Linked DNA regions of Mus musculus: region 2 is linked to region 1. Evidence: chromatin loops called from intact Hi-C (ENCODE). Cell type or tissue: heart. All regions are shown on one strand. Each heading gives the region's core, and the rest is flanking DNA. Links, peaks and the distances in the headings are about the cores only.

Region 1 (16,519 bases), core at 4,445-12,444:
ACTTGCAAACACATGTCCCTGGGGTGTGCATTGCCCTGTGGTTTTTGCAAGTCCTTTGATACAAATAGGAAAGGTATCTATCAATTGAGAGGTAGTAGAGTCGGTTTTGGGTGCCCAGATTTTCTGTCTATTGGCTATAAGATGACCCAGTGGAGACTGTCATAGCTGAGTGGTTGTGGTTGGCTTTGTCACCAAGTCAAATTGTACCCCATTACCCCATGTGTGATTTTCCTTCTTTCTTCCTTTCTCCCTTTCTTTCTTTCTTTCTTTCTTTCTTTCTTTCTTTCTTTCTTTCTTTCTTCCTTCCTTCCTTCCTTCCTTCCTTCCCTTCCCCCTTCTTCTTCTTCTTCTTCTTCTTCTTCTTCTTCTTCTTCTTCTTCTTCTTCTTCTTCTTCTTCTTCTTCTTCTTCTTCTTCTTTTTTGCTAAACAACTGACTCGTTGCACAACTGAACATAGAGCCTTATTTTGTTTTCCGGAGAGCCAGAAAAGCTGTCTGCATAATCTGTAAGATCCTGTTTGCCTCAGACTTACTCTGACCATCCTTTAAGACAACTTTCTCAGCTTCAAAAGCACAAGAGTAATGGGGCTGGCATCTGCAGCCAAGGTACTCGGTGTCAGTCGCCGTGTGACCCAGAATGTCTCATGGTTTTCAGGTCTGTTGCCCTAAACAGTCAGGATGTGACATGTTGGTTTCCTAGCCATAAGGGAGTGAAATACTGGTTCTCATGTCCCCTGGCCTCCTGGGAATGGAGCCAGCCTAGCAGTGGCTTCCAGCTCTGAATTTGGGTGGAACCCTGCTGACCTAGCCTGTGAAGACCAGCATGAGGTTATATTTGTTCTGGAGGCTGGGGGATGCAAAGGCCTGTGAGGCAGCTTGATGGCCTCATTTCTTCTTGATGCACAGAGGAGGCCATTCCCAGCATTTCTTAGCCTGTGCTATCACATGCTTAGCCCCAATCTCTTTTGCTTCTTTGTGTCTGCTTCATTTTAATGTATACAGACTGTCTCATGAAATAAGAAAAAGAATTACAGCTGAAGATTCATTTGAACTTCTGAATGGGACTGTGTGAAATACAGAAGATATTTGTTATTTTAAAAAAAATACTAGAGATTTACTTGTGGAATGAGGGACCTTAGCAAAAATCCTCTTAGGCTCCCCCTAGCAATTAAAAGAGGCCTAATAACAATGTCCAACATGTGACACAGAAATTCAGGCTTTAGTCTTTGAATTTCCATTTAGGGACTAGTCTGTCCCCTGCTTCAATTTTTTTTCCCTTGAGACAGTGTCTCCTGTGGCCCAGATGGACCTCAAATTCACTATGTAGGTGTGAATGACCTTGAACTTGTAACCTTCCTGCCTCCACTACCCAAGAGCTGGGACTATAGATACATGTTAGCACACTGGGTTTACCCTGAGCTGGGGACTAAACCCAGGGTTTCATTCTTGCTAAGCAAGCATTCTACCAACAGAGCGACATCCCCACAACCATTTCTATACCTTAAACTCTTTAATGTTGGGAGGAAAGTTACATTTGGGGGAAGTTGTAAGTTTTGACAGTGGGAAGGATACTGGATTGACTCTCAGTCCTGCCTTCTTCTGTGTAATGCCCCATTATGCTGGATTTCTGAAAGGAGCAAGTGACTATGGACTTGATAGCTTCCTCTCTGCAAAATCAGGATAAAATGATCTCTGTGAGGACTTCTAGTTTCCACTTCCCCAAGTGACTACTGTCCTATACTGGATACAAATGAAAGGCTGTGATTCCCCCACCCTCACCCCTATTGGTTGTTTTTTAAAGTAAACTCAGCCTGAGCATCCAGAGATGGACAGGGTATCAAATCCCTCTCTAACTTATCTAGATTATTAGTGCTGTCAATAAACACCCTTAGAGGAAAAAACCCCTGCTCTTCTGATGAGTGTACTAACTCCTGAGTGACAGCTAGCACACTCACCACTGCCTTCCTGCCCACTCCCACTCAGTTCGGAACACACCTCTTCTGGGATGAAGTCATTGCTGCCCAAATTTCTAGACTCAGTGGGCCTTCAGAGGAGGGAGGAGGGTGCTGACACGTATCCCCGGCCTACAGTGCTTGCTTCTCAATTCTCCCCACCCCCCCCCCCCCAGGCCTGTCCTAGCCTCTGTCTGGGGGATTTATAGATTTGACCACATCTTATTCCGTGGTCAGTTTCTGTCCCTCCAAGTGGAGTTGGTATTGTATTTACAGACTTCCTCTGAAGGGAACTGAGAATGCTGCGCTCAGACTCGATTAAGGAAGATTTCACAGGGACCTGAGTTAGTTCTTAAGAGAAGACTGTGTGCCTAGGATCTATCTATCCCCTCCGATCTTTCTATCCAGTCAGCCATCTCAGAGGATGGCTGGGATGAGACTATCATCACACAGCATGTGTGGAGCTGAGAAAGCTAGGCATCTTCCTTTGCCTTGCCTTCCTCTCTTATCACGTGATTTATTTTACGTCAATACACTCCTGTCATGGTGATGTCATCTACCATGAGGTCCTTTTCAGAGCTGAGATGATTCTGGTGTCCACTCCTGGCGTTTTCAAAATGTTAGGGTAAAGAATCTCTTTATGTACCCAGCCTGTGCTGTTGTAATGGTGGCACACAGCTTGTGGGTGTAACCAACCGATATCTGATTGGATGTAAGACTCACTCCATGACATGGAACCTATGCTTGATACAACTTGAGTAGCCAAAAAGGTTCTTGAATCTAGATAGGCCATGGACCTAAGGGGTAAAATTCTATGTTTTTCTGCTAAGGGGATGTAGCAATGAAATGACTCCAAACAACTCATAAATCAGCATCTTATGCTGAGCTGTCATCAGCCTCCTGCAGTAAATGGGATCTAATACAGAGACCCACAACAGGACAATGTGCTGAGAGGGAACGGCCTTGGAACACTCAGTCCTAAGAGGAATGTCTTCATCAAATGCCTCCCCTTCAGGGTTATGTGGGAAAGGAGGCAGAAAGACTGGAAGAACCGGAGGGGCTGATACTCAGGATGCTAACGACCTTCTAAACACACATTAGTGACACACATACGAATTCACAGAGATGACACAGCACACACAGGACCTGCACAAGTCCAAGCCAGATGAAAAGACCCAGTACTGAAAAGGAAAGCAGATATAGGCTCTCATCCTTAACCCAGAAGCTATTGCCAAGTGTCAACCACTCACAAAGGAAAAATTAGCTTTCTCCAATGGATTCTTGTGGGCGATGCAAACTACAGTTAAGGACAGACCCCATGCCCAGCAGGAGATGGCCAACTCAAATGGCCTAAATGGCACATTAGTCTCATAATGCTTTATTTGGGCATTTTTTACCTTTTGCTTATATATTATGGTTTCCAATTTTGTGTTTTTATGGGTTGTATGTTGTGTGTGTGTGTGTGTGTGTGTGTGTGTGTACTCGCACTCGCGCGCATGCATGAGAGAGAGAAAAAGAGAGAGACTGTCTCTGAATATGTATAGTTTCTTATGCTTTTTCTTTTCTTTTTTATTTGCTTATTTTGTTTTATTCTGCCTTGTTTGATTTTTAATTTGTCTATTTGTTTTCTAAAAAGAGAAAAAAAAAGGCATGGAGTTGGAAGGGTGGGGAGGTGGGGGAGATCTTGGAAGAGATGAGGGAGGGAAAACTGTATATATTGTATAATATATATGAAAAACTCTTCAATCAATAAATACCCAGTCTAAGATATTTTGTTATCACACTAAAGAACAGACTACTACAATCATCCACTCCAGTCCTCCACTGAGTAGTCTAGAGGACGATTTCAACATTTCCTGCCTCCAGGGTGAGCAGTTTCATTCAAACTATGTTCACTAAAAACTATAAATTATAAAATTCCGATTGTAAATAGATGAGAAGACACAAAAGCAAAAACAAGGAACTGTTGCTCTCAGAAGCAAATCCTCCACTGTCATCGTTCCATTAGACAGATACAGTTTCTGGTCAGATGTAATATTCAGGATCCAGGGATTCAGATGATCCGTTGTCAGGGGCAATGTCTGTTGTCTGTGGAGAGGGAAGGCTTCTGTCTTTAAGACCCAAAGGATTAGTATCAGTCACTCCTGACTACTCAGTGATCCCCATCCATATATGATCACCATGCTCAGTAAAGAATCCTTTCTGTTTTCTCTGTCCTGAGTGATAAGAAGAAGGTCAACCATTGGCTACTACCAAGGAGGACTGGGTGGCAATTGATCCCACAACATCCCTGGAGCGAGTAGAATCCAAAATTTCAAAGAGAAAGTAGCTTTTGCAAGGCAGCATGGTGAAAACAAGCCTGGGTAACAGATAAGAAGGAGCCTCACTGACTGCCAGTGATGTAGTCGATGTAGGGCACAAACGTAATTTCTTGCTCTCACTGAGCTCAGAGTGACTGTCAACCAATATTCATTCCTTACCAGAAATACTGATGTAATGCCTGCAATGCGAGAACATTTTCTTCTCTTCCCAATTAAGTGGAAATGTTGTGGGGATGGAGCCAGAGGATGGTCCAGATCTGGATAAATTCTGATGTTTAGAGGAATATATATGAAGGTGGTGGTGCACCTATATGTGTGTGCATGCATGTAGACACCCCCAGGTATTATTCTTCTGAAGACACCGTCATTGTTTTCTGAGACAAAGATTTTGACTGGTCTGGAACTCATCAACTAGACTAAGTTGCTGGTCAGTGAGTCACAGGGATCTGCCCATCTCTGAATCTTTAGCACTGAGATTCCTAGCGGGCACCACCACATCTATCCAGGGATCCAACAGCTGTCTTTGTGCTTGTATGCCAGGTACTTTACCAAGTGATCTCTGTCTCTGTCTTTGTCTCTCTCTGTTTCTCTCTGTGTGTCTTTCCCTGTGTCTCTCTGTGTGTTACTCTGTGTCTCTGTCTGTCTCTGTCTATGTGTGTGTGTGTGTGTGTGTGTGTGTGTGTGTGTAGATAGATAGATAGATAGATAGATAGATAGATAGACAGACATATTACAATTGCTACATATTTCTGGTCAACCTTGGAAATGGAAGGATTTTGGTTTTACTAAGAAATCTACATTTCCGCCTTAAATCTGAAAAGGAAGAATCTTCCACTTTGTTCTTTCTTTTGATTCATTCTTGGGTTTGCCTTTTCTTTTCTTTTCTTTTCTTTTCTTTTCTTTTCTTTCTTTTTTTTTTTTTTTTTTAATTTTGAGAGTGGGTTTCACTGTGTAGACCTCACTCACTATGTAGGCCAGGATGAGCTCAAACTCATAGGAAATCCACCTGCCTCAGCCTCCCAAATGAACCTTTGTCACTTTCTTTGGCTATCAGGAGCCTGGTTTTGCTTTTAATCATCCTGTGTGTTGGGCAACTTTAGAAATAAATCCCAGGAGAAAGATTTCAACCCCTCAGGCTGAGGAAGCTTGAAGCTCACGACTGGTGGCTCAGGACCTACCTCTCATCTACTGTCATCCCAGAGGCTGAATTGCTGATTCTTGGTTTCATCCTTAGAAGTTTACTGGAACAAGCCAAGTGAAGAGAAAGGGTACATTTTTATAACTTGTGGTTGCTATAATTAAAGTTATTAGTTAAGGAAGGGCTATTACTCCCGGCAAAACAATCAGAAGGAAGTTTTAGCAATTAAGTCAAATATACTGTGGTGGGGAGGGTTTTACCCCCTCCCCCGCCCACCCTGGTTCCTTTTGGAAAACAACCTCAGGCGAGTGTTCTGTACTTCTCAAAGAGCATGGTGACTCTGCCGAGGCTGGAGAGCAAACAGTGAAGAGTGAACTGTGCTGTTGACTCTCTCAGTAGGTTAATTAAGAAAGCTGTTAGCGATGAGAAAAAAAGCTGGGGCGGTCTCAGTTCCTATTGACAAAATCCATGACATCGGCAGAACCGCTGTTTGTTCGATACTGAGAAAGACATGCTGGAGGCATTAAGGGGAAAAGGCTGACGAAGGAATCTCAAAGTCCAGTACAGAGTGTCCCGATCACTGCCACAGCGCTGACGACTTGAAACGCCGTGTGCCTTTTCCTTTACTTTACATGAGAAGAGGTATCTGGGTCCTCAGCTCTGCTCTAAAAAGCCCAGTTGACTGGGCAGAGAGTGATTACCAAAGAAATCTAGCTCAAGATCGGAAATCCTGAATCCTAGACCCACAAACGGCATGCTATGTGACAGTTTGACTCTTTGGGGTTCCATTCTGAGACTGTCTGCACAGTCTAGCCTTGGGAGCTCAAACAGCTGATCTTTCCCCTGGGACATCACCCCTGAGCTGCTCCCTCCCTGACCAGTGTGCTAAGTGAGATCCAATCCTATCCATTACCAGAAAGCTGGGCTATGAGTGACAGAGCCCAAAAGGACACAGTGTTGGGATTGTCCTGCTCACACAGGGCCTGAAGCAAAAAGGATGTCACTAGTGATCTTTGACTTTGGCCTTCCCTGATTCTTCCCCAGTGTCCCCAGCCATTGCTCAGTCATTGTCTCTGCAGAGTTGGTCTCTCTTAGGACCACCACAAGCCCTTCCTAATGCTGTGGACAACCATACCAGACCTGGAGAAGCTGTTGAGAATGAAGCAGAGGACTCACTCCAGCGGGAACAGGCCTGCACGCCTTCCCTTTTCCTCCACGAGGGCACCATGGCTCGTTTCCAGTTGTTGGTTGATCAAGGGCAAAGCCACCTGTCTCTGGTGGCCAGGGAGCGGGGAGGGAAGGCTGCTATAATTGGATAGCTCATTGTAAGTTAGAATGGTTATCTCCTCTAGTTCTTAGGAGCGACCAGGGAGGATCTAGATGGTGTATTGAAAAGCCTACATGAGAATGAAGAGGACAGAGACCCTGTATGTTTCCACCAAGGATCTTAGGACACCCTTGGGGGAAAAAACTGATTAGCGGTAACAAATGAGAGATGACACAAACCAAGCTGGAGGCACTTAGTTGGGCTTAGAATGGTGAAGGGGAAACAAATGAAATCTCGTTTTGCAGAAACTAGGTGTATCTAGAAATAAATTAGGTGGGTGTGTAGCACACACCTCTCCGGAGGCAGAGGCAGTCTGATCTCTGTGAGTTAGAGCCCAGCCTAGTCTACAGAGTCTACAGAGTGACACAGGGCTATATAAAGAGACAGGTGTTCTTAATTAATTAATTAGCTAATTAGTTAATTAATTAAGAAAAGCAAATATGAGACACTATACTCAGTCAAACAAACCAACACTAGATTAAAACACAATCTGAGTTGAAGACTGCAGGACAGAGCCACAGAAAGTGGCAGTGGCCTGTACTAACTCGGGCCAGGCTCAGCAGCGTGCAGGGTACTGCAGCTGGAGTGTGAAGCATTACCTCCAGGCTGTGAGTTGTGGATACTTGGTTGTCAGCTGCTTTGGTAGGTTTTAGAACTACTAGAGGTAGTGCCAAGCCGGAGGAAGTGAGTCACCGATGTTCCCGTCCAGTCTCTGCCTCATCCGTCATTCGCCTAACTCTGAGCAAGCAGCCTCCTGTCCCTGCTATCAAGCCTTCCCACCGTGGTAGACGGAACCCTGAAGCCATTAGCCACAATGAACCCTTCCTCTACAAGGTGCTGTATGTGACCAAAGTCCTCTTTGCCTCATTTAAGCCTCAGTTTGCTCTGTATGATGTCCAGGTTGGTTGACTTCACCAGATATCAGAGACAAGGACAGAAGGGGACTCTATACAAAATGAAGAGAAAGGAAAGAAGGGAACACTTAGCAGCATGGCTTGCAGGGTAAATTCTGGGCATTCCTCTCTCTCTGCTTTTTCTTTTCTGTCTCCTTCCTGGTTCATGATCTAAGTGGTTACCTTTGCCATTAAGTCCCTGCCATTCTGTCTGGGGTCCCCATAAGGCCCAAAGCAATGGGGTTGCCTAAATTCTGACTAGGACTTCTAAACCTTTTCTCTTTATATGTTAATTGCCTTGAAAAAATATATAGTGTGTGTGAGCATATTTTATAGTAATGGAGCAATATGTATACAATATCCACATAGACTATATCCATATCTACCTATCTATCATCTATATATCTATATATCTATATCTATACACTCACACACACACATGTATATGGAAGTTGGAGGTCAACCTGCAAGACTCATATATTTTCTTCTAGCACGGGGTCCTAGGAATTGAATTCAAGTAATCAGGGCTATGAAAAATGCTCTCTGCTGCTGGGCCATCTCACCATCATTTCAATAGAGTCTTTTTCAAAACAATGACATCGTTCACTGGTCTCCCACCCATGTCTCATCAAGAAAAGAGAGACACTGAAACTTTGTCACGTCTTATTTATTTCCCTGTGTAGGAAACTACAGAGACTTATGTAATAGATGCTCCATCCACCGGCATTCTGATGCTGCGTGGTCATTTAGCCACCGCTGTTTTCCAAAGCTCTCAATGAGATGCCACTCCAGACAGTATGCTTGCTCTCCTTCGTCCTTCCTCTCCCTCCCCCTCAGAGGGAATCACTCCACTGAAATTAGTGTATCTTTCTGCCTGTGACTTCCTACCATGTTAGGAAAGATGACTCTGTAAAGAATATATGGCATAGCTTTGGGGAGTTATCATAGTGTGTGGCCCTGGCCTAGATTCATATGCCAAGCCGTTACTCATCAGAGCCAAAATTATCTAAACCTGTTTCCTCAGTCATAAAATTATTATAATAAAACTTCACTTCTGAATTTTCACGATTTAAGATAAATTGAAGAAAGTACTTGGTTCTGTCTAGTGCCTGCAAAGAAACCTATGAGCAATTGCTTGGATGCTGATGGTGCTGAGGGCCTGCCAGCATATAGAGCATCATCCTGCCTTCACAACCCCATCACACGAGACTTATCCGCACACGCACATATGGCTCTCTTGTTTTTATTATTATTATTACTTTTTAGTGCATCATGTTTTGAATGCTATCATACTTTCTATAGATTTCCAAGCTTCTGGATCTTAGCTATTAAAAACCAGGACATGGGCTGGTGAGATGGCTCAGTGGGTAAGAGCACCCGACTGCTCTTCCGAAGGTCCGAAGTTCAAATCCCAGCAACCACATGGTGGCTCACAACCATCTGTAATGAGGTCTGATGCCCTCTTCTGGTGCATCTGAAGACAGCTACAGTGTACTTACATATAATAAATAAATAAATAAATAAATAAATAAATAAATAAATAAATAAATCTTAAAAAAAAAACAAAAAAAAAAAAAACAAAAAAAAAAAAAAAAAAAAACCAGGACAAGGGGCTGGAAAGGTGACTGGTAGTTAAGAGCACTGGCTACTCTTCCAAAAGACCTAGTTCCAATTCTCAGCACCTATCTAGTGGCTAACAACCATTTGTAACTTCAAGTCCAGGGAATCAGATGCCCTCATATGGCTCCCAAAGCAGGGGGCAATTTTTAAAATTGAAAATAGATTTTTTTCATACAATATATTCTGACTACAGTTCCTCTCCTTCTGCTCCTCCCATTCCTCCTCACTTCCACTTCCATCCAGATCCACTCCCTTTCTATCTCTGGATAGAAAACAAATAGGTGGGGCTGGAGAGATGGCTCAGAGGTTAAGGGCACTGGCTGCTCTTCCAGAGGTCCTGAGTTCAATTCCCAGCAATCACATGGTGGCTCATAACCATCTTTAATAACATCTGGTGCAATCTTCTGGTCCTTAGGCATATGTGCAAGAGGTTGCTGTATACACAATAAATAAATAAATCTTTAAAAAGTTTTAAAAATAGGCATTTAAGAAGTAAATGAAATAAGATAAATGAAAAACAAGCAAATCAGAACATGACAGAACAAGACAAGAAAAAGAGCCACAAAGAATACATAGAGACACACATGTGTGCAAACCAAGAAATCCATAAAACCCCCCAAACTCAAAACCATAATATATGTGCAAAAGAAGGAAAAACAAACAACAATAAAAACCAAAAACTCTCCCTGAGTCAATGATAAGATAAAGAATCTCCGAAGATGCCTTGAGTGAGTTTTATGTTGGCTATCTACTGCTGGGAATGAGGCCTACCCTCAAGAGTGGCTTGTTTCCCCAGTGAGACTCCCTTGGAGAAAACTCATTTTATATATGCTAATTGCAATAGCTTCTGGGTTAGGTATAAGCGCACACACTTCTGTCTGTGTGTGTGTGTCCACTTCCCCTTTCAGCTCTAGGGTCTTCCTGCAGACACATGCAGGCCCTGTTTTGCTACCTCAGTCTGTGAGTTCCTATGTGTGGCAGCCCTGTTGCAGTTAGAAAGCCTTCTTTGGTGTCCTCCATTCCCTATGGCTCTTTTGCAAGTTCCCTGAGCCCTGAGGGGAGGGATTTGGTGGAGACATCCCATTTAGGGCTCAGTGTTCCAAGGTCTACTACTCTCTGACCATTGTCTAGCAGTGGGTTTCTGTATTTGTTCCCATTGCTGCGGGAATCATCTCTGATGATGGCTGAGAAAGACCTTGATCTATGAGTATAGAATGTTGTTAGTAGTCATTTTACTGCATTGCTCGTTTAGCAGAAAACTAGTTTTTGGTTTTTCCCTAGGTCCCTGGTCTCTCTAATTTCAGGTTCTTGGCCACCCAAGTAGTGTCAGGTATGGGATCCATCTCATGGAGTAGGCCTTAACTCAGATCAGATATTGGTTGATTATTCCCACAAGATTTGTGTATCTTGCAGGCCAGTCACTGTTGTACATCAAAGAGTTTATAGCTGGGTTGTTTTCCATGTTTCTCCTTTGGTAACATGCTGAGTACCTTCCAATACAATGAATACTGGTCCAAAGAGGTTAAGCCTCTATAGAGGAGAGGCACCAGCTCAACTTCTCTGTTTTATGGGTTCTATAGGTGTGGTCTTCAGCAACAGGGCATCGTGTTAGTTTGTGGAGAGCTACTGATTAGTGCCTTTGCAATGCCTTGGGTGGTTTGGCCAACAACTTTACTAGATATAACTCATCCCCAGTACTAGATATAACTCATCCCCAGTACTAGTAGCTTGATATGGTGACAAGAGATGTCCAATTGGTGCTCCATCTCCTCCATTATTGGGCAATTTCATCTAGATCACCTTCATACACACACACACACACACACACACACACACACACACACACACACACATGTTATGAATTCTACTGTATTAAATTTCCATGTGACCCCTCAAATGGCGCTTAATTTTAACTGTCCTTTTCCATATCCCCCCCTCATCTCCTTCCTTCATCCCCTCCTTTGAGCTTCTGATTCCAGCCCCTATCTTGTTCATCCATAACTATTTATTCTACTTCTCCTTCTTAGGGAGAGCCATCTCTACACCCCAGTCTCTTAATCAGTCTCTTAACATTTGTGGTTGTATGGATTATAGCTTGTTTGTCAATGACTTAAAGACTGACATCCACATAGAAGTGAATGTACACCATATTTGTCTTCGTGGGTCTGAGTTACCTCACTCAGGATGGTTTTTTTTTTTTTTTTACAGTTCTATCTATTTACATGCAAATTTCACGGTTTCATTCTTTTAATGACAAGTACTATTTCATTGTATAAATGTATCACATTTCTTTATCCATTCATCCACTGAAAGACATCTAGTTTTGGTTTTGTTTTCTTTTTCCATTTCTGGCCATTATGAATAGAGAGCAGCAATGAGCATGGTTGAGCAAGAGTCTCTGTAATAGGATGAAGACTCCTTTGAGTACATGCTCAAAAACCATAGAACCGAATCTTGGGGTAGATCGATTCCAATCTTTGTGATGAACTGACACCCTGACTTCCATAGTGGCTATATAAATACAGCTATGTGTGCTAACCAGCAAGGAGTGAGTGCTCACCTTACTCTACATCTTCGCCAGCATGAGCTATTTTCTGTTTTATTGATCTTAGCAATTCTGATGGATGTAAATGAAGTCTCAAAGTAGTTTTGTTTGACTTGCGTTTTACTGATGACTAAGGGTGCTGAATATTTTTCTAAGTGATACTTAGGCATTTGAATTTCCTGTTTTGAGAATTCTCTGTCTAGATCTGTATCCAATTTTTAATTAGGTTGTCTTGATCTTTGGGTGTTTTGGTTGTTGGCTTGCTTGTTTGTTTCTTTGTTTAGTTTGTCTTAGCTCTTTATATATTTTGGACACTATCCCGCTATCTAATGTATAGTCAGTAGAAATCTTTTCCCATTATGTAGGTTCACTTACCACTTTGTCTAAATGATGGTGTCCTATGTGGTGCAGAAGTTTCCGGTTTCATGGGTCCCCTTTATGAATCATTGTTCATACTGTCTGTGCTACCGGTGTTCTGTTCAAGATGTCATTTCCTGTGCCAGTGAGTTCAAGACTATTCCCCACTTTCACTTACAGCAGGCTCGGTGTATCTGGTTTTATGTTGAGATCATGGATCCATTTGGACTTGCATTTTGTGTTAGGTGGTAAGTATAGACCTGTTTGCATTCTTCTACATCAAGGCTGAAGAAGACAAGCCAATAGGAAGAAAAGGGTCTCACAAGGAGACAAAGGAGTCAGCGATAGGCCTCCCGCTCTCACTGTTAGGAATCCCATAAGAACACCAAGCTATACAGTTATCACACATATGCAGAGGACCTAGGTCAGACCCCTGCAGGCTCCTTGATCTCTGCAGGCCCCTGTGAGTCCCAGTCATTTGACACTGAGGGTGGTATTCTCACGGTGTCCCACACCCGTCTGGTTCCTCCCATCCTTCCTCTCTCCTTCAGTACTCCCTGAGCTCCACCTAATGTTTGGCTGTGGGATTCTGCATCTTCTCCCATCAGTTGCTAGATGAAGTCTCTCTGGTCTCTCTGATGACAACTATGTTAGGCTCCCATCCAAGAACACTCTGCAGGCAGGACAAACTGTAGCTAGGTTGATGTCCCAGTTCCTCCACTTGTGGCCTTGCCTGGTTACAGACGATGGCTGGTTCAGGAATTTTTGCTGAGATTACTTTTGTAGATTCTATGACGTTTCCACTATACTAGCTTTCTACCTCACCCCTGAAGTTCCAATTGTCCAGTCACCACCCCAATTTCAGTCCTCATTCCTAGTATTCTCTTCGTCCATCCTTCCCACCTGATCCTTCCAGTTCCCATCCCCCAAATCTCTCCTCCCCACCTCCACTCTTCCCAGATCCATTCCACCTGTCTCCCCTCAGAAAACAGCAAAGAACAATGGGACAAAATGGCAACCCACAGACTGAAAAAGATTTTTTACAAACTCCACCTCTGAGAGAGGGCTAATATACAAAATATATAAAGAACTCAAAAAAAAACTAGACATCAACAAACCAAATAATCCAATTAAAAATTGGGGTATGAATCTACCCAGAGACTTCTCAACAGAAGAATCTCAAATGGCTGAAAAACACTTAAAGAAATGTTCAACAACATCCTTAGCCATTAGGGAAATGCAAATCAAAACAACTTTGAGATTCTATCTTACACCTGTCAGGATGGCTAAGATCAAAACCACAAGTGACAGATCATTCTGGTGAGGATGTGGAACAAAGGAAACACTCCTCCATTGCTGGTGGGAGTGCAAACTTGTAAAGCCACTTTGGAAATCAAGCTGGTAGTTTCTCAGAAATTTGGAAATTGATCCAGCTATACCACTCCTGGGCATATACTCAAAAGATGATCCATCCTTTCGGGAATGCCTCCATGAGGTCCAGCTGTAGGACATTTTCTCAATTAGTGATCAGTGGAGGAAGGACCAACCCATTGTGGGTGGTACCAACCCTGGGCTGGTAGTACTGGGTTCTATAAGAATGCTGACTGAGCAAGCCAGGAAAAGCTAGCACTCTCTACAGTCACTACATCAGCTCCTGCCTCCAGATTCTAGTCCTGCTTATGTTCCTGTCCTGACTTCCTTCAATGATGAACTAGGATCTGAAGTTGTAAGCTGCCAAATGAACTCTTTTCTTCTCAACTTGCTCTTTGGTCATAGTGTTTCATCACAGCAATAGAAACCCTAAATAGGACAAATTGGTACCAACATATGGGCTTTTGCTGCAACAGCCCTGGCCATGTTTTTAGGGGGACTGTGAAAGGACTTTGGAACTTTGGGCTAGAAGAGTCATTGGATGTTAAGAGCGCAGTGGGATGTTCTGTAGGAGCTTGGAAGATAAGAATGTTGAGAGCAGTGCAGAAGACCTGGCTTGTGAAAATTCAGATGGGAGACTAAATATTCTACCAGGCTATTTGCTATTTTGATTTAAGATTCTGTGATTCTAGTTAGCTGGGGTTGAAGAATCAGCTGTGATTAACAAGATACCTAAACTACTAAAGCAAAAACTTTACATTTCTGGGACAATTGATGATGCTGACTAGCTAGAGCTAAGATTAGTGGTGATTAAAAGACCAGCATCACTAAGGTGAAATCTTCTGGGAAGTGTTTTCTGGGAGCATAATGAATCTGTGCTCCAGAGGCAGCCAGGGTTGTACCATGCTGGCAGCTGTACTTGGTAATATGTAAGAGTCACTCAGATGATACTGGTTTTGAAGGAATTATGGGGTCATGGAAAGCAGCCAGGCAGCGTGAGAGACCAGGAGAGGCCATCTGTACAGGTTTAGCCTCAGTGGCAGAAGGCCTAGGACTAAAGGGGTCATGCAAAGAAGTTGAGGCTTGGCATCAGGAAGAAAGCCTATGAAGAGGCTATGGGTGAGAGTGCAGCCCAGTTGCCTCAAAAGAAAAGCATTTTGTAGATGCCAATACCATGGGATAACCACTTAGAACAGCAGCAGCAGTGGAATGGAGCTGGACTAGAAGACAAGCTGTATGTGCTACAGAGGGCAGAGCTAGATGAGTGACCCAAGGCCTTTGAAGGAGTACAGAAGATTGTGAGTGGATCCCACACATTGGACAGTTAGAGTTTGATTATGAATGTGCCTTGATTTTTTTGTCCTCTTGAAGTAAAGTATTTTACTGGAGCCCACAGGTAAGAGACTTTGGATAATAAACAAATTTTGGATTTTAAAAAAGATTGGCTATTTTAAAGGGACTAAAACTTTAATGTGTTTGAATTCATAAAGACTGGGGGACTTTTAAAGCTATGTAGATCTTGGGGATGAATAAGAAAGTAAGGGTTGTGGCTTATTAGTGATATGTTTGTGTGTCAAGTTGATAAGGGGTCAATTGTACTGGCTGGTTTTTATGTGTCAACTTGACACAGACTGGAGTCATCTCAGAAAGGAGCCTCTGTTGGGCAAATACCTCCAGCTGTAGGGCATTTTCTCAAAGATCAAACTGAGGGAGAACCCAGCCCACTGTGGGTGGAGCCACTCCTAGGGTGGTAGTACTGGCTTCTACAAGAAGGCAAGCTGAACGAGCCAGGAAGCAGCACCCTCCATGGCCTCTGCATCAGCTCCTGCCTCCAGGTTCCTGCCCTGCATGAGTTCCTGTCCTGACTTCCTCCAAAGATGAACTGTGATCTGAAAGTGTAAGCCGCTGAATAAACACTTTCCTCCCCAATTTGCTTTTATTGGGGGGTGGGGTGTTTTGTTTTGGTTTTTCCTCCATTATTTATTCAGTTTACATCCAGATTGCAGCTGCTCCTCTCCTTCCAGCCTCCTCCCCCTCCCAACTTTTTTCTTTTTTGCTTTTCTTTTTTCTTCTTCTCCTCCAAGAAGGGAGAGTCCTCCCTCACTACCCCTGCCCAAACAGACCACCCTGGTGCATCAAGTCACTACAGGACTGAGCACATCCTCTCCCACTGAGGCCAGTCAAGACAGCCTAGTTAGGGGAACAGGACCTAAAGGAGGCAACAGATTCAGGGATGGTCCCCCTCCCCTGCCCCACTCCAGCTGTTGGGGGGTCCACATAAAGACCAGCTGCACATCTGCTACATAATTTGCAGAAGGGCAGGAGCAAGGTCTAGCCCATGTATGTTCTTTGGTTGGTGGTTCAGTCTCTTGGAGTCCCCAAGGGTCTAGATTAGTTGACCCTGTTGGTCTTCCTGTGGAGATACTATTCCTTCCATCCCATCTCAGTCCGTCAATCCTTCCCCCAACTCTTTCACAAGAATCCTTGAGCTCTGTCCAATGTTGAGGGACATCTGGGTTGTTCCCAGTTTCTAGCTATTATGAATAAGGCTGTCACGAACATAGTAGAACATGTTTCTGTGTGGTTTGGTGGAGCATCTTTTGGGTATATGCCCAGGAGTGTGTATAGCTGAGTCTTAGATTAGGTCTATTTGCAATTTTCTGAGAAACCACCAGCTTGATTTCCAAAGTGGCTTTACAAGTTTGCACTCCCACCAGCAATGGAGGAGTGTTCCCCTTGTTCCACATCCTCATCAGCATGCTCTGTCACTTGTGTTTTTGATCTTAGCCATTCTGACAGGTGTAAGATGGAATCTCAAAGTTGTTTTGATTTACATTTCCCTAATAGCTAAGGATGTTGAACATTTCTTTAAGTGTTTTTCAGCCATTTGAGATTCTTCTGTTGAGAAGTCTCTGTTTAGATTCATACCCCAATTTTTAATTGGATTATTTGGTTTGTTGATATCTAGTTTTTTTTTGAGTTCTTTATATATTTTG
Region 2 (16,519 bases), core at 4,083-12,082, 190 kb after region 1:
ACTGAAATTGTCTTCTTACCTATACACACATATGCACATAGACCCACAAACAGTTAAACGTGTGTGTGTGTGTGTGTGTGTGTGTGTGTGTGTGTCTGCATCTGTACACACACACCAAAATCTTTTAAGGAAAAAAAAAGTACTTTAATGAGTTGAGTCCCTGCTTCTCTCTCAGGACAGGCCTGTAGATCACTACTGTTGATCCTGTCCAGGCAAATTCAGGGAAGAGCAGCTAATGAACACAAAGACGTGCCATTGGCTGTGGGTTACTGTTTTATTTGTGTGTGTGTGTGTATGTATGTATGTATGGATGGACGGGTGGATTGTTTTTCTTAAGACAAAGTATCTCTATGTTGTCTTGGTTGTCTGGGTAATTGCTATGTAGACCAGGCTGGCCTCGAACTCACAGAGATCCACCTGCCTCTGCCTCCTGAGTGCTAGGATTAAAGGTCTGTTCCACTACCCCCAACCATACTGTTTTATTTTTAAAGTTCCAAATTTTAGAAGCTATAAAGTTCTATTTGGACTGTGAGTTACAATGGGCCAGAGTGACTGGAATGAATTGGCCTCTAAAGGAAGGTGAGTGGAGAGCACCCTTCAATTATAGGTGGTGAAGTTTCCTTAGGAAGTAATTTTCTCCCACCTTATTTCCCCTTGAGGCACATACATGAAAAAGAAAGCTGTATCTATTCTGAGTTAAGCTATAACATACCTTAAGCTCTAAGTAATCTTTGTGATACTATCTTGTTTGTTAATATCAGGGACTTTCCAGTCCCAAGAAATTAAAGCAGCATGCTAAAAGAGGGTAGCAAAGATTAACCTTCTCATTTATCATTCCACACTGCTTCACTGAGAGTTTGTTGAGAATTTGTTGGAACATTCTGGAAGTATCTATGAGCATATTTTGGGTTGAGTTTAATATTTCAGTCTATAGGTTGAGTAAAACCATCCTTTCTCAGAGTGACTTCTCCTCCCCTCTCCCCTGATTCCTTATGTGAATGTTCAAAACTACTTGCACATATAGGCAAAGCAAAATGAATGTTGACTAGGTGGATAAAGCATTTGCCGTGTGCACAAGTGTGAAGACCAGTTCAGATCTCCAGTACCTATGTAAAACCACACAGGCATGGTAACCACTTGTAATTCCATAATTCCAGGGCTTGGCAGGCAGTGACAGGAGATCCATGGAACAAGCTAGCTAGCTAGACACCCAATATCAGCTTCATGCCTGGTTACACCCACCCACACACACACACACACACACACACAAACACACACTCACTCACATAAACACATACACTCTCACACACACTCACACATACACACACACTCACTCACATGCACACATACACAAACACACATACTCACACTCACACTCAAACTTCACCAGCAGCCATAATGCTTAATAGCTCAACAGAATACTTTCTTGGATACTGCATATTTTTACTTACATATTATATATTTTATTCTAATGGGGTAAATTTAATTATTTGAGTTTTGTGTTTTAAGGGTTTGAGGGGTGGGGCTGGAGAGATGACTCAGCCGTTAAGAGCACTGACTGCTCTTCCAGAAGTCCTGAGTTCAATTCCCAGCAACTGTATGATGGCTCACAACCATTTGCAGTGGGATCCAATATCTTCTTCTGGTGTGTGTGAAGACAACTACAGTGTACTGATATACATAAAACAAATAAATAAACAATTATTTTTAAAAATGTTTGAGGGGTAAAACTTAAGAAGGGGTGGGGGAGAAGACAACAGCTGGAATATAAATAAATAAAAAGAAAGAAACTTTAAAACATTACATTTTCGTATATACAGTATGAAAAAGAAAAGAGGGCCCAGGGCACTCTCATTTTTCTGTTAACATACCTTCTCTGGCTAGCTACTTCTTCAGCCAAAACACAAAAGCCATCCTTAAGTACAGCTATGTCTCTAAGATGGGACTATTGGTAACTGTGATGGTTAACTTTGCCAGTTTCACTGGGCCATTAGGTACCCAAATATTTGTTGGAACATTCTAGAAGTATCTATGAGCATATTTTGGGTTGAGTTTAATATTTCAGTCTATAGGTTGAGTAAAACAGACTGCCCTCTGTTGGGAACAAAAAAAGGGGTCCAACATCCAGCCAGAGTTCCTGTGCTCTGAGCAGGCAGACGCAGGCAGAACTGCCAGACACTTTCCACTCAGCCCCAGGTGGACATCTAAGCCTCTGACCCCACTCGGCGGGGGGTGGACAAGGGGCAGCCCCCAACTGGGGACCCTGAGGTGACACCCTGTCGTCCCGGGGTTATAGGAGAGAGGGAATAGGGAAGAGGTTCCCAACACTGACCAGAGTCTTAATGGAGCAGAGACTCTCTATGGTTTAAGAGCTTTATTATAGAAATGCAGGGAGAAAGAGAGAAGGTAGAAAAGGAGAGAGAGAGAGAGAGAGAGAGAGAGAGAGAGAGAGAGAGAGGGAGGAAGAGGAAGAGGAAGAGGAAGAAGAAGAAGAAGAAGAAGAAGAAGAAGAAGAAGAAGAAGAAGAAGAAGAGGAGGAGGAGGAGGAGGGAGAGGAGGAGGGAGAGGAGGAGGGAGAGGAGGAGAGAAGAAGACAAGGAAAAGAAAGAGAAGAGAGAAGACAAAGAGAGGGGAGAGGGGGGAGAGAGTGAAGGGTAAGAAGTAAGAGCATAAGAGTAAGAGAGAGAGGTGGGGGCTGAACAGCCCTTTTTATGGTCTTTACTGCTGCTAGGTAACTGGGGAGGAGTTTAACCTGAAGGTCAGAATCTTGGGACATTGCTTATGTGACTACTGACCATGCTTCTCTTGTGGAGGCTGTGGGAGGTGGTAACTTAGGCAGGGGCCAGAGCTCCAGGAGCATGAGGGAACGCCTACTGTGTCATGAAGGTAAATTATGACCATCAGGGTTCAGACCTCAGCTCGACCGGAGACCAGCCTGCAATTCCCCACAGCCCTCCCTAAAGTGGGTTAAAAGACAGAAAAGAATTAAATATCTGATCCTCTCCCATATCTACAAGACGTAACTTCCCTTGTCCAACCATCTTGTAGATTGGATGTTGTTTTTCCCTTGCTTTTTAATTAGAACTATGTCATTGGTCCTCCTGTGTCATAAGTCTACAAAGTGCATGTGTGCTGGCTAATCTTGTGTCAACCTGACAGACAACTAGAATTATCTGAAAGGAGGGAACCTTAATTGAGAAAATGCCTCCATAAGATCCGGCTGCAAAGCATTTTCTTAAATTGTGATTGATGTGGCCGGGCCCAGCCCATTGTGGGTGGTGCCATCCCTGGATTCTGGGCTCTATAAAGAAAGCAGGCTGAGCAATCATTGAGGAGCAAGCCAGTAAGCAGCACCCCTCCACGGCCTCTGCATCAGCTCCTGCCTCCAGGTTCCTGCCCTGCTTTGAGTTCCTTCCTGTCCTGACTTTCTTTGATGATGAACAGCAATGTGGAAGTATAAGCTGAATAAACCCTGTCCTCCTCCCCAACTTGTTTTTTGGTCATGGTGTTTCATCACAGCAAGAGACCCTAACTATGACAGTATGTCTTAGGAATTATCAGCCTCCATAATCAGGAGCAAAATTCCTTATAGCAACTCACTAATATGCCAATGGTCAAAGGAAGTTAGTGACCAAATCCAGAGAGTAAGGGGTAGAAAAGTCTTACACGGAGGTACCATTGCCAGGAGGTTGGATTATCAAGACTCCCAACACACTGGCTGCCAACAAGGAAACCCCAAATATCGGCAGAATTCTCACTGATTGGCACTTGCCTGGTAACTATAGTGCAAATTTCAAATCTGGAAGGACAAATTTGGAATCTGTGAACAGTTTGGGTGTCCCAGTAAGATATAACCTTACTATGTGTTTTTTTTTTTCACTTGCTTTGTGTGTGTGTGTGTGTGTGTGTGCGCGCGCGCGCGCGCACATGTGTTGGCATGTGTGCCACTGGTGTAGGCATGACAGTCAGAAGAAAACATTAGGGAGACAGCTCTCACAAAGGGTCTCTGTTAGTTTTCCTGCTGTGCTTACTATCACAGGTTAGATAGCTCACAACCACTCAGGAGTCTCCTGTCTCTACCACCAGCTCACAGCCACTAGGAGTCTCTGCCACCAGCTCACAGCCTTTCAGGAGTTGCCTGTCCCTGCCTCCTGTCTAACTTTCGAGTGCTGAGATGACAGGTACCTACATCTAGCTCTCTTATGTAGGTCCTGGGGAGTAAACTCAAGTCATTAACCTTGTTGTAGCAAATGATTTTACCCACTCAACTGATGGCCCAGTTGCCTTGATGGTCTGTGTGGTTGGTTGGCTGGACTTTTTGTTTCGAGATAGGATCTAAGCTAGATAACTTAGGCTGGCCTTGAACTCATTATATAGCCCAGGCTGGCCTCCAACTCAGTGCTTGCCATACTTCAACCTCCCAGATGCTAGGACTATATGCATGAGCCATCAAGCCTAGCACCGTGCATATTTAAATTGTATGGTTTGTATTATACACTATATAGATTTTAACACATGGTACATTGGGAATGATGTCGATTTTTAAAATACATATATAGTAGGTAATGTCACACACAAATTTTCTTTCATTTAAGGTTACATTACACAATGCATGGTGGCACAAGCAAGTCTTTAATGCCAGCTCTTAGAAGCAGGAGGTAAAAGAATCCAGAGTTCTAAGTCATTCTAACTGCTCAGATAGTTCAAAGCCAGCCTGGGTTGCATTCAAACTTGTCTTTAAAAAAACAAGTGACTCGACATTTGTACAACACAGTGATATTTCAGATGATGTTTGTGAAATTGAGTTAAATTTGAGTGTTGTAAGGATGAGCCTTCATTTATTTGTCCCGACAAGCCAAATCAACTTACTTATGGAACTAACTTAAAGCAGTCTGCTTCTGTAAGTCCAGGCTGTCCTTCAACTTGTGTTTCCACAAGCTCTTGCCTCAACCAAGTGCTGAGATTTAGGTGTGTAAACCATTTGAAATTATTTTTCACTTGGGCTGTGTGGGACAAACAGCCCACAGAGTCTTGTGCTTCAAGGACTTCTTTTAAAAAAAAAAATCATAAGCTACTAGTCTCCAGTTACTCGGCCAGACACCTCCCTCCTCTTGCCTTCAAATTTGCCTCTTTACAAAAGCTGCTTTGCTGGCAGTTCAGTATGAATTTATTTTACAGCATATACAAGGTTTTCTGGTAGCTTGCAGTTCCTGAGAACTGCAACCGAAGGCTCTTAAGCTGAGCGGGGGACACACAGTAGGGCACTCACTACGTTGATTGGCAGTTGAAGTGGCAGTTGGTGTGGAGTCGTCGCTGCCACGGGTACTCTTATCTTTCCTGGCCACACCCCTGGGCCCAGGAGGCAGCTCTGAACAGATGGTGAGTCTCCGGTGCCAGGTGTGCAGCGCGCCCTGCGCTGTGTGAGGCACAGGGCTCTTTGGTCCTTGCCGCACCCCACCCATCCTATGCCCGCGAGCGCCCCCAGCGCAATGTGTGTCTCGGTGCTGTCCGCACGCGCGGTTAGCCGAAGGTGAAAGGCTGGGAAAAAAGGAACCCTAGTGCCAGGCAGAACCCGCCACCGGGCCAGCTGCTCGTGGCGAGCACGTTCCTCCCCTCCTCTGACTCCCATCACTTGGCAGCCACCCCAATCGCCTGCTCGCCCCTCTGCAGCAGCACACACGCCTTCGCACTTGCTCCCCTCCCTATTCTCTTTTCTGACACTTCGTGGCTTACATGGACCACTCTCCAGCGGGATGCCCTTGGTCCCCGCCCGTCTCTTAGCCTTCAAGGTGGCTCTCCTCGTTCCCTAATATTTGGGGAACTCTAGGCGGCTTTTTTTTTTTCCATAATCGTAATCATTTGCTTGCCTCCTGGGACTCCAAACTGTAATTGCTTTTACGTGTCTGTGGTCTCGAGGACAAGGAATCCACTGAGAGATGGTTTGGGGGTGCTGGGCTGGGAAGAGGATGCTCTATTCCGATTCCGAGTACCGTTTGCGGGGTGGGGGCTGCAAGGAGGAAAGTGCGCTCAGCCTTTCCTTTATCCACCCTCCCCCCGTCGCCCTCGGCAAGGGCTTTGGGGCGCCTTCGAGGTCCTCTGTGGACACACAAACACCTCAATCTTCCTGATCAGGCTAGAGCCTGGAGGTGGGGAACTATCTGGTTCCTTCGTTCTGCCCCTGGGAAGAAGCCCTGGCCGCTGTGCGTGCACTGCCCCTCCCGCAGTCACAGTGAGAGCTGAAGCGTGAGTCCCAGACCGATGCAGATGGCACGCTATTTAGTCCAGGAGAGGCTCACAGAGGGTAAGGGGCTGCTGGGCACCCGAGTGCACCCAGGGAACCAAATGGCTGTCGGTTCCGGTCAGTGGCGGAACTGGGCCCCAGCGGCTAGGTCCAGGCTGGAATCGGGGGAGGGGTGCGTAGGGGGAGGGACTGGGCGAGATCCCCCCTCCTGGAGTGGCTGCTCCAGCTGCCACTTGCAAGGAGGCCCGGGAACTGGAATAGGTGGGGGGGGCGGGGGGCGTCACCAGCCCATTCCTGACCGTAAACCTCCTCAGAAGGCAGTGGTGAAACGCCGCTGCGAGCGTCGCCCGAGCCACGTTTACAGTAGGAAAGACTTTCCTCCGAAAAGCACCACCGGAGTCGATTGCAATTTAGCTCCTCCCAGTAAGAGTCACAGAGAGGCAAGGCGAGGCCGGTGCACCGGGAGTCCTAGGCGAGCTTGGGCAGGACCCCTGTTGCTGAGCTCCACGGGGCGGGCGTGCCGGGCTACGGAAACCATTTCTTTTCAGGAGCAGGGTTGGCCTTTGGGACTCCTGTGGTCATGCACCGTGTGTTTCTGCCGCCGCCGAAGCAGAGCGCGCAGCTGGCGGAGAAACCGCATTCTCGCTCCTACCCGCCCGAGGGAGATGACCCGTGACCTCCCGAGTGAGGTTACCAGATCCGAAAGGGGCGTCTCGGCTTCCCCAGCCATGGGGGTTGAGGGGGTGGGGGGTGGGAGGTGGGCTGGAGAGGTCGGACGAGCAAACAGGGAGCAGCAATCGGTTACCCTAAACTTTGTCTTACGGGGAATGGGGGGATGCCCAGAATTCACCAGCACACCCACCGGTCCTTGAAACCCGGAGAAGTGTTGGGGGTTCACTGGTTCAGGAGACCAGGAAGGGACGGTTGGATCTTCCCCCACGTTTTCCCACGTCGCTGCATGCTCAGGCAGGCTCAGCGCTGCCACCTGGCGGCTGCCTCTCCCGGACTGGGAGGAGCTGTCTGCACGCACCAGTTCCACAGATCTTGAAGGGTGTGCCAGGCCTCTATCTGGGGAAAGGGCAGAAGCTCCAGTTAATGCTTCCTATCTATGTGGCCCGTGCAGACACACTTGTTTTCTGCTTGTTCTCAAGAGTAAGAGGGAAATGCGTTGGCGTTGAACGGCATGGGTATAAAGAGCTGACTTGAGCCTGCTGGTTATGAGGGGTGAGAAAGTGGTGAAATTATTAGAAATATATGTTTCTTATCTCTGTGTAGTCTAACAGTGAATATGAACGACAGCTTTCATTTATCCTGCTTAATATTTTTCGAATAAGAATTCAACACACTGGTCTGGAGAGATAACTCAGCCCTTGATAAAGGCTAAGGCTCACAACCAAAACCTAAAAAATACTGTTTCAATACAGCCCCCCTTTCCTAGTCCAGTTTCAATACAACTTCCTCAGCACCAAGAATGGAGTAGTGCAAGGGGTTGGGGGGTGGGGAGCAAAATCAGCCCCAGTGAAGGGTTGACCTGAAAACAGGGCTGATGGCATTCAGTTTCCCAGAGCACTTCCAGTCAACGAAATTAACAAGAAGGCGTCCTCCACCTCTGTTTATTTGAACTGAATGTTCAAAGCCAGAGGGGCTCACACACTCAGTTTCTACAGCCAAAGCAAAGCACGATTCTTGGAAAATAGTGCCAAGCCAGACTCGTGAAACTAATTTCCATGCAGGTTTTCCTCCCTCTATGCTATCGGGACACATTAAGAAGTCGAGGTAAACCTTCATCCATACCCCATCCATACCATTCTGTAGATGTGAGGTTTTATGTTGTGCAGGTGTGTAGGGGCAGGAGAAGCACATTAGCAGTTATTACCCTCTCATGTCGAATGGATTGCATTTAATGGAATAAAATAAATATCTGCCTTAATTCAAGACGTGAAAGATCTAATATCATTTCCAATAAAGACCATTAGTTGATGATTCTAAGGCAGGACTTGTTTGCAAAACAATCCTGGCTCTCTGTTCATAGAACTACAAGGGGAGCGGAGGGAAAGAGCACTGAGCACTGACTTACTAGGGGCCACCAAATAGCTAGTATCTGGGGGGAACGGGGAGGTCTCTGATGGAGAACTGATTACAAAGCTTAGGGCATTAGGTAATGAGACCCAGAAATCTTAATATCATGATTTGGTATTAAGTCCAGTGCATTCTGGTGTATATGTACTTTAATCAAAAGCTATTTGTCACATCTTTTGTCACATGTTTCCATGCTCTAAGAACAAAAACAGTCACACTTCAATAACTCCAAACTGTCAGGTATATACTCTACAGGATTACATTGTACAATGGTGTAACTAGGTCAACGGATGCTACCAACACATATTTTACCAGGTCTAAGAGAAACATAGACACAGGGGGTGCATCTCATAGTCAGGGGGACAAGGAGGACCTTTAGCAGCTCGTGAGTTGGCTCAGCCGGTACAGGCCTCTCTAGGCCAAACCTGGCAATGTGAGTTCAATCCCCAGTACCTGGATAGTGGAAAGAGAGCACTGGCCGCACAAGATGTCCTCTGACCTCCATCTATGCACAGTGCCAAGCAGTGGACTCGCATACAAAAATTAACTTAAAATGGTTTATCCCCTTTTCCTTAAAGGCCTTTTGTCCTTTGATGGCATATACTATTACAGTACACCTTAAAAGTCTGTTGGGTTTTCTGACATGCATCTAACAAGAAAAATCAGGGCAGGAATTACTTTTTTGATATGCTCTTTAAATTAAATATGTGCATTAAGCATGAGTGTAACTATGAGGGGTGATTTACACCACTGGAAATACCACCAATTACACCAACACTCATCTTTGCCAAATTATCCAACATTGTTGAATACAGATTGTACAAGGAATACATCTCCTTATTTTTGTCATAATAAAAATACTGATTTTGTAGACAATAGACCTTTTAGGATAACCCAGATGCCATTTTGATGGCATCTTAAGAAGGTACATCTGTGGGTATCAGAAAAAAAAACAAAAAAAAACAAAAAAAAAAACACATATGCCTTGCAAAACACTTTTCTTGGTGGAGGTTTTTTTCTTGAAGGAGTGCATACTATTTTAGGATTTCCTCCTCTGGGAATTAAAAAAGGGCTGTGATGGGTAGCAAATAGTCAAAAAAAAAAAAAATTACTTGCTTTTTACCCACAAAACATTCTTGCCTGCAGTTGATCTTAGAGACCCAGTCAGCTGTCTCCATAGGGTACTCTTTCCAGTAAATGTCTAATTCTTGACACCCTCGGCCTCCTTCCAGCCTAAATACTCTGAATGTGTGACAAGGTAAATGGAAATATACCACCCAGCACTACTGTGCTCTCAATCAAGAGCTGGCTCTAAGTTGGCCTCCTCTGTTACTAGCCTGAGGGAAATCAGTTTATCATCGTATTAAAGGTGAGTTTTCACTAGAGTCCCAATGCTCAGATCTTGGGAAAAGGGTGGTTTGTGTAACTAAGTTGTTCTATATTCTAAGTATTATCTGCATGTGTTCGCTCTTTGAGACAAGGACTTGGGTAGCTGGAGCTGTCCTGGAATTCTTTTTTTTTTTTTTTTTCCCTTGGTTTTTCGAGACAGGGTTTCTCTGTGTAGCCCTGGCTGTCCTGGAACTCACTTTGTAGACCAGGCTGGCCTCGAACTCAGAAATCCGCCTGCCTCTGCCTCCCAAGTGCTGGGACTACAGGCGTGCGCCACCACCGCCCAGCTTGTCCTGGAATTCTTAAGCATCAGCGGATGATCTTGAACTCCTGATCTTCCTGAAGGCACCTCCCAAGTACTGAGATAACAAACGGGGACCACCAAAGGGGCTTTCGATTACGTTTCACCACCGGTGACCACCTCCCACCTTAGTCTCTCGAACATCGTGCTGCTCTTACTAGAAGTGGCATTTGCATTAGGGAGAACTCGGAATGTGTGTTAGAATCCAGAGGGCTCAGGACACACATCCGTGGTTTATAATCACACACTCACCGGGCACTAACACAAGCCCTCTATAAAGCTCACAAGGTTCCCAAAGCACAGAAGAGGAGGACAATGAGACCCAGAAAGAAAGATCAGGAGAGGGACTTGAGATAGGTCCAGCAGCCCACTCCCCTGTGCCACCCCTTTCTCTTCTTGGTCTTTTAGGCCCAATTGCTTCAAGTAGCACAGACACACGGGAGACAATGGGTAAGAAAGAGAGGGGGAAGGAGAGCACATAGCGAACCCATCTATCCTTTGGATATTGTGGAAAACAAACATTTAGAAAGTGAAGTCAATCCCATCCTGTATTCACCATGATCGCCCTATACAGAAATCACACAAAGTCTCTTATTGAGGTAATTATGGGCCACTGCCTTAGCGTTCCACAGAAAATCTTGTTTGGCCTACCCAGGATTTATAGGGGAAGTGAAATCATTAAATAACTAGTTAACCTCTGTTTGGCAAAAAGAGTAAGTAATTACTGAAAAGGGGAGAAAGAAAAAAAAAAAAAAAACCCTGCCTTTCACAAACAGCACAGATAGCATCCTGAAGGGATTTACACAATACACCAACGTTTGTTCTGTACCCAGAGTTGTTAAAATAATTGTGATGACAGGTGTCTAGGTACCACTTTCTTAATGGTTTTCAATATCCATTGATTTATTATTGTGGCTCCCCCCACTTACATCTCTAGCTCTAAGAAGGGGCTAAGAAAAGAGATTTTGCACCAAAGGCTGATTCTTTATTCCTGGGCTGAAAAGAACTAATAAAAATAATCACTCGGCTTTTAAGCAGAAAGCTTCCATTTACAGTATTTCACCCTTACCCCCCCTCCAAGCCCCTTGTTATCTAACATAATGGCTAGAATACATTTCCGTCTCTCCCCTTAATAACTTCATGCATTAACATCCTCTTCACACATGCGCGTGCGTGCGCGCGCGCGCGCGCGCACACACACACACACACACACAGAGGCAAACGCGCGCGCACCCAGCAAAAGGCGGAGGTGGGGGGGAAAGAGGCAGCAGAAATCTCAGCTGTACTTCTAGCCCTTTTAAAAAGTTTGCTCTGTAAATTGGAATGAGGTCAGATTTGGAGCTTCTCATTGCACGCGGAGATTATTATTGCATCGGGTTCCAAGCCAATGGGAAGGACGGGGGAGGGGCTTGGCACGAGGAAGCGTTAGTTACAGCGGCTGATTGGCTGTCTGAGAAAGGATAAAGAAGCGCGAGGCGGAATTGGGGTCTGCTCTAAGCTGCAGCCAGAGAAACAGAGTGAGGGGAAGAGGGCCGTCTCCCTCCCGGTTTCCAGTTCTTGCACGCTGTTTCTTAGAGAGTCTGCAGTGGGGGAACTCTGCCGGTAACCAGCTCCCCTTCTTGCAGGAGGGAGGGAGAAACATACATTTATTCATGCCGGTCTGTTGCATGCAAGCTTCTTGGCTTCCTACCTTGCAACAAAATAATTGCACCAACTCCTCAGCGCCGATTCCGCCCACAGAGAGTCCCGGAGCCAGAGTCGCTTTGGCTTTGCACTGCAGGAAAGGGACTTAGGCGCTAGAGACGATGTCGCTTTCCTGAGCTACCGCGAGCTCTCGTGAACTGCAATCGACTGCTTCAGGGAAAGGGGTGGGGGAAAGACTTGCCCCGGAGGCGGCGAGAAACTTGCGTTTGGAAGATACTCCGGCTACCAACGTTTGGAGAAACTCCTCGCCGCGGCCGACTCCAGCCTCGGTGCCCGCAGGGAGCACTTCAGCGGTGAGGGAGGACGGAGGGCCTCGGGGACTCTAGGTTGGCGGCGGGAGGCGGCCGCCCCTGGCCCGCGCGCCGCTCAGGGGACCCTGGTCTCCGCCCCGGGGAGCCCGCAGGGCCCGGCGACCGCGCCGCGAGCGTGTGAGCGCGCGTGGGCGCCCGGCAAGCCGGGGCCATGGTACAACAGACCAACAACGCGGAGAACACTGAGGCTCTGCTGGCCGGGGAGAGCTCGGACTCGGGCGCCGGCCTGGAGCTGGGCATCGCGTCCTCCCCGACGCCTGGCTCCACCGCGTCGACGGGCGGCAAGGCGGACGACCCCAGCTGGTGCAAGACGCCCAGTGGCCACATCAAGCGGCCCATGAACGCCTTTATGGTGTGGTCGCAGATCGAGCGGCGCAAGATCATGGAGCAGTCGCCCGACATGCACAACGCCGAGATCTCCAAGCGGCTAGGCAAACGCTGGAAGCTGCTCAAGGACAGCGACAAGATTCCGTTCATCCAGGAGGCGGAGCGGCTGCGCCTCAAGCACATGGCTGACTACCCTGACTACAAGTACCGGCCGCGAAAGAAGGTGAAGTCGGGCAACGCGGGCGCGGGATCGGCGGCCACAGCCAAGCCAGGGGAGAAGGGCGACAAGGTCGCGGGCAGCAGCGGCCACGCGGGAAGCAGCCACGCGGGGGGTGGCGCGGGCGGCAGCTCCAAGCCCGCGCCCAAGAAGAGCTGTGGCCCCAAGGTGGCGGGCAGCTCGGTCGGCAAGCCCCACGCTAAGCTGGTCCCGGCGGGCGGCAGCAAGGCGGCTGCATCGTTCTCTCCAGAGCAAGCTGCCCTGCTGCCCCTGGGGGAGCCCACGGCCGTCTACAAGGTGCGGACTCCCAGTGCGGCCACTCCGGCCGCCTCCTCCTCGCCGTCCAGTGCGCTGGCCACCCCAGCCAAACACCCTGCCGACAAGAAAGTGAAGCGCGTCTACCTGTTTGGAAGCCTGGGCGCTTCGGCGTCTCCCGTCGGGGGCCTGGGAGCGAGCGCCGACCCCAGTGATCCACTGGGGTTGTACGAAGATGGAGGCCCGGGATGCTCGCCCGATGGCCGGAGTCTGAGCGGCCGCAGCAGCGCAGCATCATCGCCAGCCGCCAGCCGATCGCCCGCTGACCACCGCGGCTACGCCAGCCTACGCGCAGCCTCGCCCGCCCCGTCCAGCGCGCCCTCGCACGCGTCCTCCTCGCTCTCCTCGTCCTCTTCCTCCTCCTCGGGCTCTTCGTCGTCCGACGACGAGTTCGAAGACGACCTGCTCGACCTGAACCCCAGCTCAAACTTTGAGAGCATGTCCCTGGGCAGTTTCAGCTCCTCATCGGCGCTCGATCGGGACCTGGATTTTAACTTCGAACCCGGCTCAGGCTCCCACTTCGAATTCCCGGACTATTGCACGCCCGAGGTGAGCGAGATGATCTCGGGAGATTGGCTGGAGTCCAGCATCTCTAACCTGGTCTTCACCTACTGAAGGGAGCGCGGGCCGGGGAGAAGGTGGGCCAAGAGGCAGGAGAGGAGAGAGGGAAAAAAGAAAACAAAAAACAAACAAACAAAAAAACAAACAAAAAAATGTTAAAAAGAAGAAGAAAGAAAGAAACAGAAAAAAAATGAGTTAAAAAGAATAGATGGAGAGTAGAAGGAGAAAGGGGAAAAGAAAAGGAAGAAAAAGTGCATAGAGCTGGCCTGGAACACGTCCCGCCGTTGGAGAAGGAGCGCGGGGGCGTTAGTGGACCCGCGCTCCCATCCCCCACTCTCAGGGCTGGGGACTCGAAGGAGGCGGAGAGTAGACGGGGGCGACCTTTTTTTGTTGTTGTTATTGATGTTGGTGGTGGCTAAAAAAGCTACTTCGAGTTTCCTCCCCAATTTTGCTTGAAGAGACTCCCCCCCACCCCACCCTTCCAACGAGCTTCCGGACTTGGTTGCACCCCCAGCAAGAAAAGAAGCCAAGCAAAGCTTCTAAAGACCGAAGGAATCTTTCCCTCACCCCCACCCCCTCGCCTTGGTGATTTCTTGTTTGATTTTGCCTCATGGTCAAGAAAGGAGGGGGAAAATCCAGCGTGCCCCATCTCCTACCCACCCCCTCTTTGTATTCTCTTTGTATTTTTCCCCTTCTTAAAATTTCTTTTTCTGCAATGAAGACAGAAAGAAGGCTCTGGGGTGATGCGTTTGGCATTTGTGTTGAGCTTAGGGGAGCATTGGCATGGAGAAACTCCACGCTGGCGAAGTCCCGGGCTGGGCTTTCTCCTCCTCCCCCCACCTTTTTTCCCCTTGTCCTTGCAGCTGGAGATGTGCTGGGAGTAGCAGGCCAGCCTCGGAAATGGACATGGGGACCTCGTGGAAGCCACAGCAACCTGGTTGGGGATGCAGAAGGACCCGGAGCACAGAGGGCGTTGGGGTTCCCGGGCCTCCGCCTGGGGTCTGTGCAAAAATAAAGAATTAAAAAAAAAAAAAAAATCAGAGAGGTGAGGCTACCCAGAGCCGGCGGGAGGACAGGAGACTGTGGGATGTGGTCCAGGGGCCGCGGAGTGGTTTGGGGGGGAAAAGAGATTTTTTTCTTCTCTTAATGGGAATCGTGATGGTGTTGAGTTATTTCACTGGTGGGGTTAATATAGCATGTTATCCTGTCTATCTTTTGAAGATTTCTGTATAAGACTGTTGAGCAGTTTTTAAAATAGTGTAGGATAATATAAAAAGCGGATAGATGGCGCTATGTTTGATTCCTACAACGAACCGATCACCAGCTCCTTTTCATTTTTAACTCTTTAAAAGGATTCAAACGCAACTCAAATCTGTGCTGGACTTTTGAAAAACCACAATTCAGGACCAAATTTTTTCTCCGTGTGTGTTTATTCCTTATAGGTGTAATTGAGAAGACCCGTTTATTTTTACCCCCTCACGGACTCTCCATCTTTGTATTTTTTTTTCCCTTGTAAATGTAATCAGATGCCATTTTATATGTGGACGTATTTATACTGGCCAAACAGTTTTCTTATTTTGTCCCCCCTTTTTTTCCCTTTTCATTTGCTTTCTTGTCTTTTAACCTCGTTTCTTTATCTTCTTTTTTATTTTCTTTCTTTTTCTTCGTTTTTTTTTTTTTTCTAGTGTTGTTACCCACGCCATTTTACGTCTCCTTCACTGAAGGGCTAGAGTTTTAACTTTTAATTTTTTATATTTAAATGTAGACTTTTGACACTTTTAAAAAACAAAAAATGACAAGAGAGATGAAAACGTTTGATTATTTTCTCAGTGTATTTTTGTAAAAAATATATAAAGGGGGTGTTAATCGGTGTAAATCGCTGTTTGGATTTCCTGATTTTATAATAGGGTGGCTGGTTAATATCTCACACAGTTTGAAAAATCAGCCCCTGGTTTCTCCATGTTTACACTTCAATCTGCAGGCTTCTTAAAGTGACAGTATCCCTTAACCTGCCACCGGTTTCCACCTTTCAACCCCCTGGTCTTATAAGGGGAGGAGAGTTCAGCCCAGCACCATAATGCTTTAAAAAAAAAAATTTTTTTTTTTTAACGAATTGCTGTTCTGTCCAGAGGTTTTTAAAACTGGTGCATTCACAGCAAAAAGGGATTCTGTAGCTTTAACTTGTAAACCACATCTTTTTTGCACTTTTTTTTATAAAGCAAAAACGTGCCGTTTAAACCACTGGATCTATCTAAATGCCGATTTGAGTTCGCGACACAATGTACTGCGTTTTCATTCTTGTATTTGACTATTTAATCCTTTCTACTTGTCGCTAAATATAATTGTTTCAGTCCTATGGCATGGTGATAGCATATGTGTTCAGGTTTATAGCTGTTGTGTTTAAAGATTGAAAAAAGTGGAAAACATCTTTGTACATTTAAGTCTGTATTATAATAAGCAAAAAGATTGTGTGTATGTATGTTTAATATAACATGACAGGCACGAGGACGCCTGCCTTTTAAGAGGCAGTTCCGTTAAGGGTTTTTGTTTTAAAACTCTTTTTTTTCCTTTCTTTTTTTATTTCTTTTTTTTTAACCATCCATCCTGTGCAATATGCCGTGTAGAATATTTGTCTTAAAATTCAAGGCCACAAAAAAAAGCAAAAAAAAAAAAACAAAAAAAAAAACAAAAAACAATATTTGGGGGAAGAGAAAAAGAAAAAAAATCATGCCAGCTAATCCTGTCCGTCACTGCCTGTCAGGTTGTTCCTATATACCTTCTGTAAATAACTTTTTTTGAGAAGGAAATAAAATCAGCTGGAACTGAACCCTAAATCTTGACTTTTGTCATCCTTATTCCTGGGATCTCTCCTTTCACTGCAGGCTGCTGCTTTGCTGCTTTGCAGCTTCGCGGTGGCATGGAAGCTGGTGCTGATTCAGTTAAGCCATCTTAATGGCAAACCCTAAGTTCCTCTTGGCCAGATTTCGCAGGCCTGACCCCGAGTGATGGCATTGGCCACGTGTGTGTCAACCCTCCCTCCGCACGCCAGCCTTCGAGGAATTCTCTGCGTCTAC

Evidence for each region. Peaks named below come from ENCODE experiments on the same cell type or tissue, not always from the same donor. Only the 100,000 strongest peaks of a DNase experiment are listed, where the experiment ranks them.
Region 2: a loop joins it to region 1, with 2.2 times the contacts of the local background. A loop is called at or near these places in 2 of 42 quality-filtered maps.

The regions. Positions count from the first base shown.
Region 1 is chr13:29,139,738-29,156,256 of GRCm38, reverse strand. No RefSeq gene overlaps it. Among named protein-coding and RNA genes, the nearest start is that of A330102I10Rik, 130 kb to the right of the region's middle. In heart, for the core only: no CTCF peak of the experiment used is centred there; no DNase peak of the experiment used is centred there.
Region 2 is chr13:28,948,679-28,965,197 of GRCm38, reverse strand. It overlaps Sox4 (SRY (sex determining region Y)-box 4), which reads left to right and starts at 11,499. Exons shown (of 1, transcript NM_009238.3): 1 at 11,499-16,279. The coding sequence starts at 12,177. The coding sequence ends at 13,499. It overlaps Gm46405 (a long non-coding RNA gene), which reads left to right and starts at 4,525. Exons shown (of 2, transcript XR_001780882.2): 1 at 4,525-6,301. It overlaps Gm52067 (a long non-coding RNA gene), which reads right to left and starts at 4,945. Exons shown (of 2, transcript XR_003950714.1): 1 at 4,870-4,945. In heart, for the core only: CTCF peaks have their summits at 5,482 and 7,231 (motif pointing left); DNase peaks (open chromatin) are centred at 5,387, 6,407, 7,207, 11,417 and 1 weaker place; H3K4me3 peaks cover 3,850 bases; H3K27ac peaks cover 4,081 bases.